Linked DNA regions of Homo sapiens: region 2 is linked to region 1. Evidence: chromatin contacts called from ENCODE Hi-C data. All regions are on one chromosome and are shown on one strand. The core of a region is the stretch at or near the end of the contact, and the rest is flanking DNA. Distances in the headings are between cores, read along the strand shown. Region 1 overlaps LOC107985664 (a long non-coding RNA gene). Region 2 holds the start of MAGEE1 (MAGE family member E1).

Region 1 (3,785 bases), core at 1,258-3,757:
ATATGCCGGATTTAATCTTGTCAGCATACTGCTTTATACACTGTAGAATTCTGTCATCAAGGAACTGACAATGCTGAACATTGTCTACAGTTTCTTTCTGCTCTTCGTTTTTGGGTGGATTACTTTCTCTTAAGTCCTCCTCCATTCTTTCTTGTGCTAATTTTTTTGCTTCTTTTTTTTGGATCTTTCTCTTCAATTTTTTGTCTTCTTTCAGTCTTAGTTTCTCTAGGCTAGAACATTTCTGTTTCAGAATAGGTCTTGGAGGAACCTTTTCTTTTATGACCTTGTGTTCAAATTCACATTTAACTTGACCACCACTGCTGAAGATGATAATCTTAGAAATGACACCTTCACAGTCAGGGGTAAGACATATTCCTTGTAGAAAATCCTTGTCAATTTTATCATTAAAGGTTGTGGTTTTTAACTTCTTCCAGCAATTCATGTGAAATTCTATTTTACAGTACTGGCAACAGCTGATGCGTATAAAACCCTTAAAGTCTGGATCAGTTATGTATATCTGGATCTTAGAATATCCACAGCACTTCTGATAGCAACAAATGGCATCTGGCACTGGAGGGAACTTGCATTCTTCAACAAATTTCTCTAACAGCATCTTTATTTTTTCTGGCTGAGACTCTTCAATAATCACATTACTTGTGGGCCAAGTTAACACTCCAGGAAGACGATAAATCAAGGTTCTTGCTTTCTCAAAGTGATTGAGAGCTTCTAGAAATCTGTTTTTTTTCAAATATACTTTTCCAATTCCACAGTAGGCCAAGCAATCAAGTCCCTCATTGTGGTAGTGTTCAATAATCCTCTTAAACTGGTTTTCAGCTTCAGATAGTTCTTCAGGCTGTCCTATTCCAAGGAGTGAAATGGCAAGTCCATAGACAACCAAGACATAGTTAATCATGGCCAGATTCAATTGCTTTATTTTTTGAGGATCTAAACCATTCAGCAACTCTGTAAAGGCATGTGCGGCACTGCGGCAACGCTGCTCCAATAAGGCTGTATAGCCATCTTGAATTAAGCTTCTCAGCATTGTCATTATATTAGCAAAATCCTGGTGTGCACCTCTGGAAGATTTAGAAAACTGTTTCTCCAAGATGTTCTTCAAATCTGCTGGTAAAGTCAATTGTGAACTAGAACTGAACTTTTCTGATTCATTGTTTCGAGATTTTTGTTTTCCTTTATGTTTCGGAGGCTGACTTGATGGTGGTGAAAATTCAGGATGACAGTCACAATCATCTACCATCAATGCCTCATCCATCACCTTTAGATTCTGATTACCACCGTTAGCCATTTCGTGATTAATTTTTCTGAAATCTCTTTCCTTCTCCACAAAGTTAAGTGAAGTACTAAATACAGGTGCTGATAAACTCCTAGGTGTGTAGGCCCTGTTTTCATAAAAGGCTTTAATTGGATTCTTATTTGCTGTTCGACCTTGTAGGTCTTCTATTTGTTTTTGTAACTTTACATGCTGCTGAATTAGATCCTTGATTCCCTCAGGGTCATTTTTACAGAGTTTTTGAGCTGTTATGTTTGCTTGCAGGGCCCAGTTATATTCCCCCAGCATAGAAAGAGCATCACAATAACGATAATGACCCTTTGGCCAAGTGTTCTTCAGAATAGTGGCTCTCTTTCCATCACCAAGTGCATTTCTAAACTGTCCAGTACGAAGAAAACAAAGAGCTCGGTTACCATAAAGAAGGTGGTTTTCAGGTCTATATTCAATGGCTCTGGTGTAATAGATAATAGCTATATCAAATCTTTCTTTGGAAAACTCTTCATTTCCTTTCATTTTCATTAGTTCTCCTTGCTCTATACAATCCATACAACTTTGGGTTTTAAGTTCTTCAAGCAAATTGCAGTCTTCCATTACAATTTTAGTTATGTGGTACTTGTATTCAGTAAAGAAAATACTTAACATAGGCCAACAATTGTCAATTGATCCTAATTTAGTTAGAATTGTTACATCGCCTGCATATTTTATCCAATTCAGAGCTTCTTCCATTGCCAAGATTTTATTTTCTATTTTATAACCAATTCTCAATAAGCCTCCAATAAGGAGTGAATCATTAGCAGCTTTCTTTGCCAAATCCACAATATCTTCCATCAACTCAAGATGTTGTAATCTCTTCAAATTTATCTCGGAAGCACGTGAATTGTTGGCGTCCACACAGGGATGCAATCGTGATATTACAGAACTGTTTTGATGTTGAAACAGAAGTGGCCAGAAGATGTTTATTTTAATGGCATCACAATAATCTTGCAGGACAGAAATTGGTTTACTACACCATATACTGCAGATGTCAAATTCTAAATTCCTCTCACTTTGGACATAATCTTTATATTGCTTACCCACCCCATCACAGTAAAGCTGAGTCACACGAACATAATCATCGGTCATAAATTCAGCAGCAAAGACACAATCGTCCACGTAAGGGCAATCTTCTAACAAGGCATAATCCGCCATAGTGAAATCTCCCTCAGCAAAATTGTCCGTGATGCACAAGTCACGCACACACGGAGGGGTGTGGAAGGCCCCGCTCCCCTGGCATCTCGGCTGCAGCGGGACCAGGTAACACATCCGGGAGCCCGGCCGCGCGCCGGGTGTGCACTCACCCGGGCCTGCCGCCCGCGAGCCTGGGACGCAGGCATCCGCCGCCGCCGCCGCCGCCACCGCCGCCGCCGCCGCGGCCGCCGCCGCAGCAGCCGCCGCTGCCGCCGCCGCCGCCGCTGCTGCCGCTGCCGCTTCCGCCGCCGCCGCCGCCACCTCCGGCCCTCTACGTCAGCGGACGGTGGGAGGGAGCGAGTGCTTTTAACTGTTTCGGTGTCAATACTGACCACAGTCATTATTTTCTCCGGCTGTACTTTAAAGTCTTAATGGTTGAAGCCATGTATCCTTTGCCCACAGACCAGAGGAAGGGGAACCAGGTTCTTTCAGGAAAGTGCATGGGGGATGCCTCTCTCTCATCATGTCCCCTGACTCCCAGGTGTAATCATAATCTCCTCATGGAAGTGCCAGGCACATAGAGAGTGCTCTTCCTGCTGCCTCCACTCCTGCTAGACAGAGCCCTGTCAAGGTCATCCTAAGGGCTGGGATCCACTAACAGCTTTGACCTTAAAGCAGAGTCTGATATTGGGGATGTCATTTCTTCACTCTGATGTACTAATTTTTTTTTTTATCTATACGCTGATGAGAGGCTGCTCAGACACCTGCAAATTAGCATCACACTCCCCTAGGTTCTCTAGCAAGATATTCTGGGAGGAAAACCTCTGAATCTTATTTCTACCTGTTGCTCAAGGAAGGGACTGTTTCCAAAGAAAATCACAGTCGTATACAGGGGAGCTTTTCTGTGTCCCTTTTTCTCCTTTGTTCCTTTTCCCCTCTCTCTCTTTTAATGGCACCCATTTCTTCCCATCACTTAGAATCACTGAGAATCTTTTTTTACCCTGGCTTATAAATTGTGTAGAATTCCTGTAAAGTATGGTGCTCCTTTGTCTGTTTCCATTGTCTCTGACCTAATTTTTGACTGACTGGCCATTTACCTGATCCACTTTAAAAGCCAGGAGAACTGTGTTCTCATTTCAGAAGAAACTGTGTTACCCTGGCCAGTTTTCTTCCCTTTTCTGGGATTCATTTCATCTGTAAAATGGGGGGCGGGGGTTGACCATCCTGGGTTCTATCTGGAGGTCGATGGGAGTCAGAGAGAGAGCTCTGACATGGTGATGCAGGGCCTTGAACTCCACTCACAGCTCTGCTGCTAACCTAGCATGTGATT
Region 2 (3,510 bases), core at 849-3,348, 680 kb after region 1:
CTTCAAATACTCTTTAGTTATTTAACATTCATTTAGTTTTCAGCTCTGTTATACTAGAACAAATTATATAATAAAAGTTATTTTAGCTAAATATTTGCACATATATCTTATTATTTCTTTAGAATATATTTCTAGAGGTAAAAATTTTTAGTTTATAGGTTTGAACAACTTCAGGGTCTTTAAAAATCACTGTACCCTAGGTTAGGAATATCTGTTGCTAAAGCTTAGAAATATCTTAGGTTTTTTTGTGCCTCCCATTCTGAATAGGCCCCAGGCATAAAAACTGCATTGGACTTCACAGAACCGAAACTGGTTATTCATATAAGGGATTGCTTCTCCAATTGGAGACAGAGATGGTGACACATTGTGACTGTAGCCAGTTATTTTCCCTTTCCTAAAGACGTATTAAAAAAAAGTATTGGAACCAACCCAAATGCCCATCAATGACAGACTGGATAAAGAAAACATGGCACATATACACCATGGAATACTATGCAATAAAAAAGGATGAGTTCATGTCCTTTGCAGGGGCATGGATGAAGCTGGAAACCATCATTCTCAGAAAATTAACACAAGAACAGGAAACCAAACACCACACGTTCTCACTCATAAGTGGGAATTGAACAATTACAACACATGGACACAGGGAGGGGAACATCACACACCAGGGCCTGTCAAGAGGTGGGGAGATAGGGGAGGGATAGCATTAGGAGAAATACCTAATGTAGATGATGGGTTGATGGGTGCAGCAAACCACCATGGCACGTGTATACCTAGGTAACAAATCTGCACATTCTGCACATGTACCCCAAAACTTAAAGTATAAAAAAAAAGAAAAAAAGACAAAAGTATACTCCCAGATTTTTGAGAAGATATAAAGAAAGACAACATATAATAAATGTTTGCAGCAAGATATAAACATATCAATAAAGGGTCAATAGTGGTAAGCTGAATTGTAGTGGTTGTGTGAGTGTCAGAAAGTTAGTGTTTTCCCTCTATCTCTCTTCCTCTCTCTCTCTCCCCTACTTCTAAAAACAGCCTGCCCGTCCTCTTCAGTGTTTTCTTTCTTACTCACTGCTGCCGTGCTACTCTCAGTTGGAATGATTTTCTCATCCTTGTCCTTTTGGTAAATATCTACCCACTCATCTTTTTAAACATCTCCTCTTTTATGAAGCCTTTTCTGCATCTACAGGTAGAACTGACCCTGCCATCCCCTGCATTCTTTACAAACTTCTAGAAAATTTAGCTTTACTTTTTCTCTGACTCCCATTTTTACATCGGGTGCTCCTTGATGACAAAGAGATTAACTGTAACTTCGGGATAGATGACCAGTGTTTGTTGAGTGAATGAATAAAGGGATCAGGGTTGGATCTGCTCAAAAGTGCTAGAGTAATAGAGCAAAACAGAGCAGGTAACACATCCCTTAACACTCGGTATCTCAACTGACTTTCACAAAAGCTCTATTAAATGAGCAGGTGATTGTGGAGTGAAAGAATTAAACAAATTTTCAAGAGTTTTAGTGGCTTTCCCACTAAAGCCTGGGTGACTGGGAAAGTTTGGGCTGGGAATGTTGGGCTTTTCAAGCGTGTTCGAAGCTCCCTAATTGGTACTAAATTTCAGGCATTCAGACCCTCTAGGAAAGAGTTCTTTCTAGCTCACAACATTAGGGGAGGAGTTAGACACATAAATGGAGAAAGTGATAGAAGAGACATGGTCAGGGATGGGGGTTCTACCCTTCCAGAGACAATGCACATTTTCTTTGAAACAGCTTCGGGAAAACTGCAAATCTCAATGATATTTACCAATTTTGAGAATCTATTAAGTGCCTGGCACTCTGTGTAGAAGCCCTCCAATCGTACCCTAAATCTGAGAAGTATTTATTATTATTTCCATTTTTACTCCCTAATGCATCTACTCTAAGCTCCTTGCTTCACCCTACCAAAGTTTCCCTTCTGCTAGTGCTCTCCTTTGGTGCAGAACCACCGCATCCACTTTCTCAGGCCCAGGGGAGGGGCGGGGCGGGGCGATTTCGCCTTGCCGCAGAGCCAGTCTGCGCCTGCGCGGACTGCGGCAGAGGGCGGGGTGTGAGAAGCAGAGTACAGTGAGACTAGCATTCACTGCTGGCCAGTGCCTGCCTTTTTCACCACCTCTAATTTCAGCTTCAGCAGTTGCTTGGAACTTTGGTTCTGGCAGCAGCAGCAACATCATTACCGCTAGCGGCAGTTTTGTGCCGAGGCACCTACACACCTCCCGTCCTCTCTGCCAGATCGCGGGCCTGTCGGTGTCTGCTCCTACACGCCAACGCCGGTGGGCAGGACCATGTCTCTGGTAAGCCAGAATTCGCGCCGCCGCCGCCGCCGCGTTGCAAAGGCTACTGCGCACAACAGCAGCTGGGGCGAAATGCAGGCCCCTAATGCCCCCGGTCTCCCCGCTGATGTGCCAGGCTCAGACGTCCCCCAGGGTCCCAGCGATTCCCAGATCCTCCAGGGCCTCTGCGCCTCTGAGGGCCCAAGCACCTCCGTTCTGCCCACCTCCGCTGAGGGCCCAAGCACCTTTGTGCCGCCCACCATCTCTGAGGCCTCAAGCGCCTCCGGGCAGCCCACCATCTCTGAGGGACCTGGCACCTCCGTGCTGCCCACCCCCAGTGAGGGCCTAAGCACCTCCGGGCCTCCCACCATCTCTAAGGGGCTGTGCACCTCTGTGACGCTTGCCGCCTCTGAGGGCCGGAACACCTCCAGGCCGCCCACTTCCTCTGAGGAACCTAGCACCTCCGTGCCGCCCACCGCCTCTGAGGTACCGAGCACCTCCCTGCCGCCCACCCCTGGTGAGGGAACGAGCACCTCCGTGCCGCCCACAGCCTATGAGGGACCAAGCACCTCCGTGGTGCCCACCCCTGATGAGGGACCAAGCACCTCCGTGCTGCCTACACCTGGTGAGGGACCAGGCACCTCCGTGCCGCTCGCCGCCACTGAGGGCCTGAGCACCTCCGTGCAGGCCACTCCTGATGAGGGACCGAGCACCTCCGTGCCGCCCACCGCCACTGAGGGCCTAAGCACCCCCGTGCCACCCACCCGTGATGAGGGACCGAGCACCTCCGTGCCGGCCACTCCTGGTGAGGGACCGAGCACCTCCGTGCTGCCCGCCGCCTCTGACGGACAAAGCATCTCCTTGGTGCCCACCCGCGGTAAGGGATCAAGCACCTCCGTGCCCCCCACCGCCACCGAGGGCCTGAGCACCTCCGTGCAGCCCACTGCTGGTGAGGGATCGAGCACCTCCGTGCCGCCCACCCCTGGTGGGGGACTGAGCACCTCCGTGCCGCCCACCGCCACTGAGGAGTTGAGCACCTCCGTGCCGCCCACTCCCGGTGAGGGACCAAGCACTTCCGTACTGCCAATCCCCGGTGAGGGACTGAGCACCTCTGTGCCGCCCACCGCCTCTGATGGATCGGACACCTCCGTGCCGCCCACTCCTGGTGAGGGCGCAAGCACCTTAGTGCAGCCCACCGCCCCT

What was found. Hi-C counts contacts between places; a loop is a spot of excess contacts on that map. Pooled maps may share reads with other maps.
Region 2: a pooled map shows a loop between it and region 1 (9-fold over the local background). The contact joins the promoter of MAGEE1 here to the enhancer-like site in region 1. A Hi-C loop is called at or near these places in 5 of 50 pooled maps.

What each region holds. Positions count from the first base shown.
Region 1 is chrX:75,744,409-75,748,193 of GRCh38, forward strand. All of the region lies in intron 3 of LOC107985664 (a long non-coding RNA gene), which reads left to right. Among named protein-coding and RNA genes, the nearest start is that of MAGEE2, 39 kb to the right of the region's middle. Within about 2 kb of position 2,508, at least 3 of the 41 ENCODE cell types and tissues checked have a DNase peak (open chromatin) inside an H3K27ac peak, as active enhancers do.
Region 2 is chrX:76,425,612-76,429,121 of GRCh38, forward strand. It overlaps MAGEE1 (MAGE family member E1), which reads left to right and starts at 2,099. Exons shown (of 1, transcript NM_020932.3): 1 at 2,099-3,510. The coding sequence starts at 2,320. RefSeq lists enhancers at 2,147-2,356, 2,827-2,956.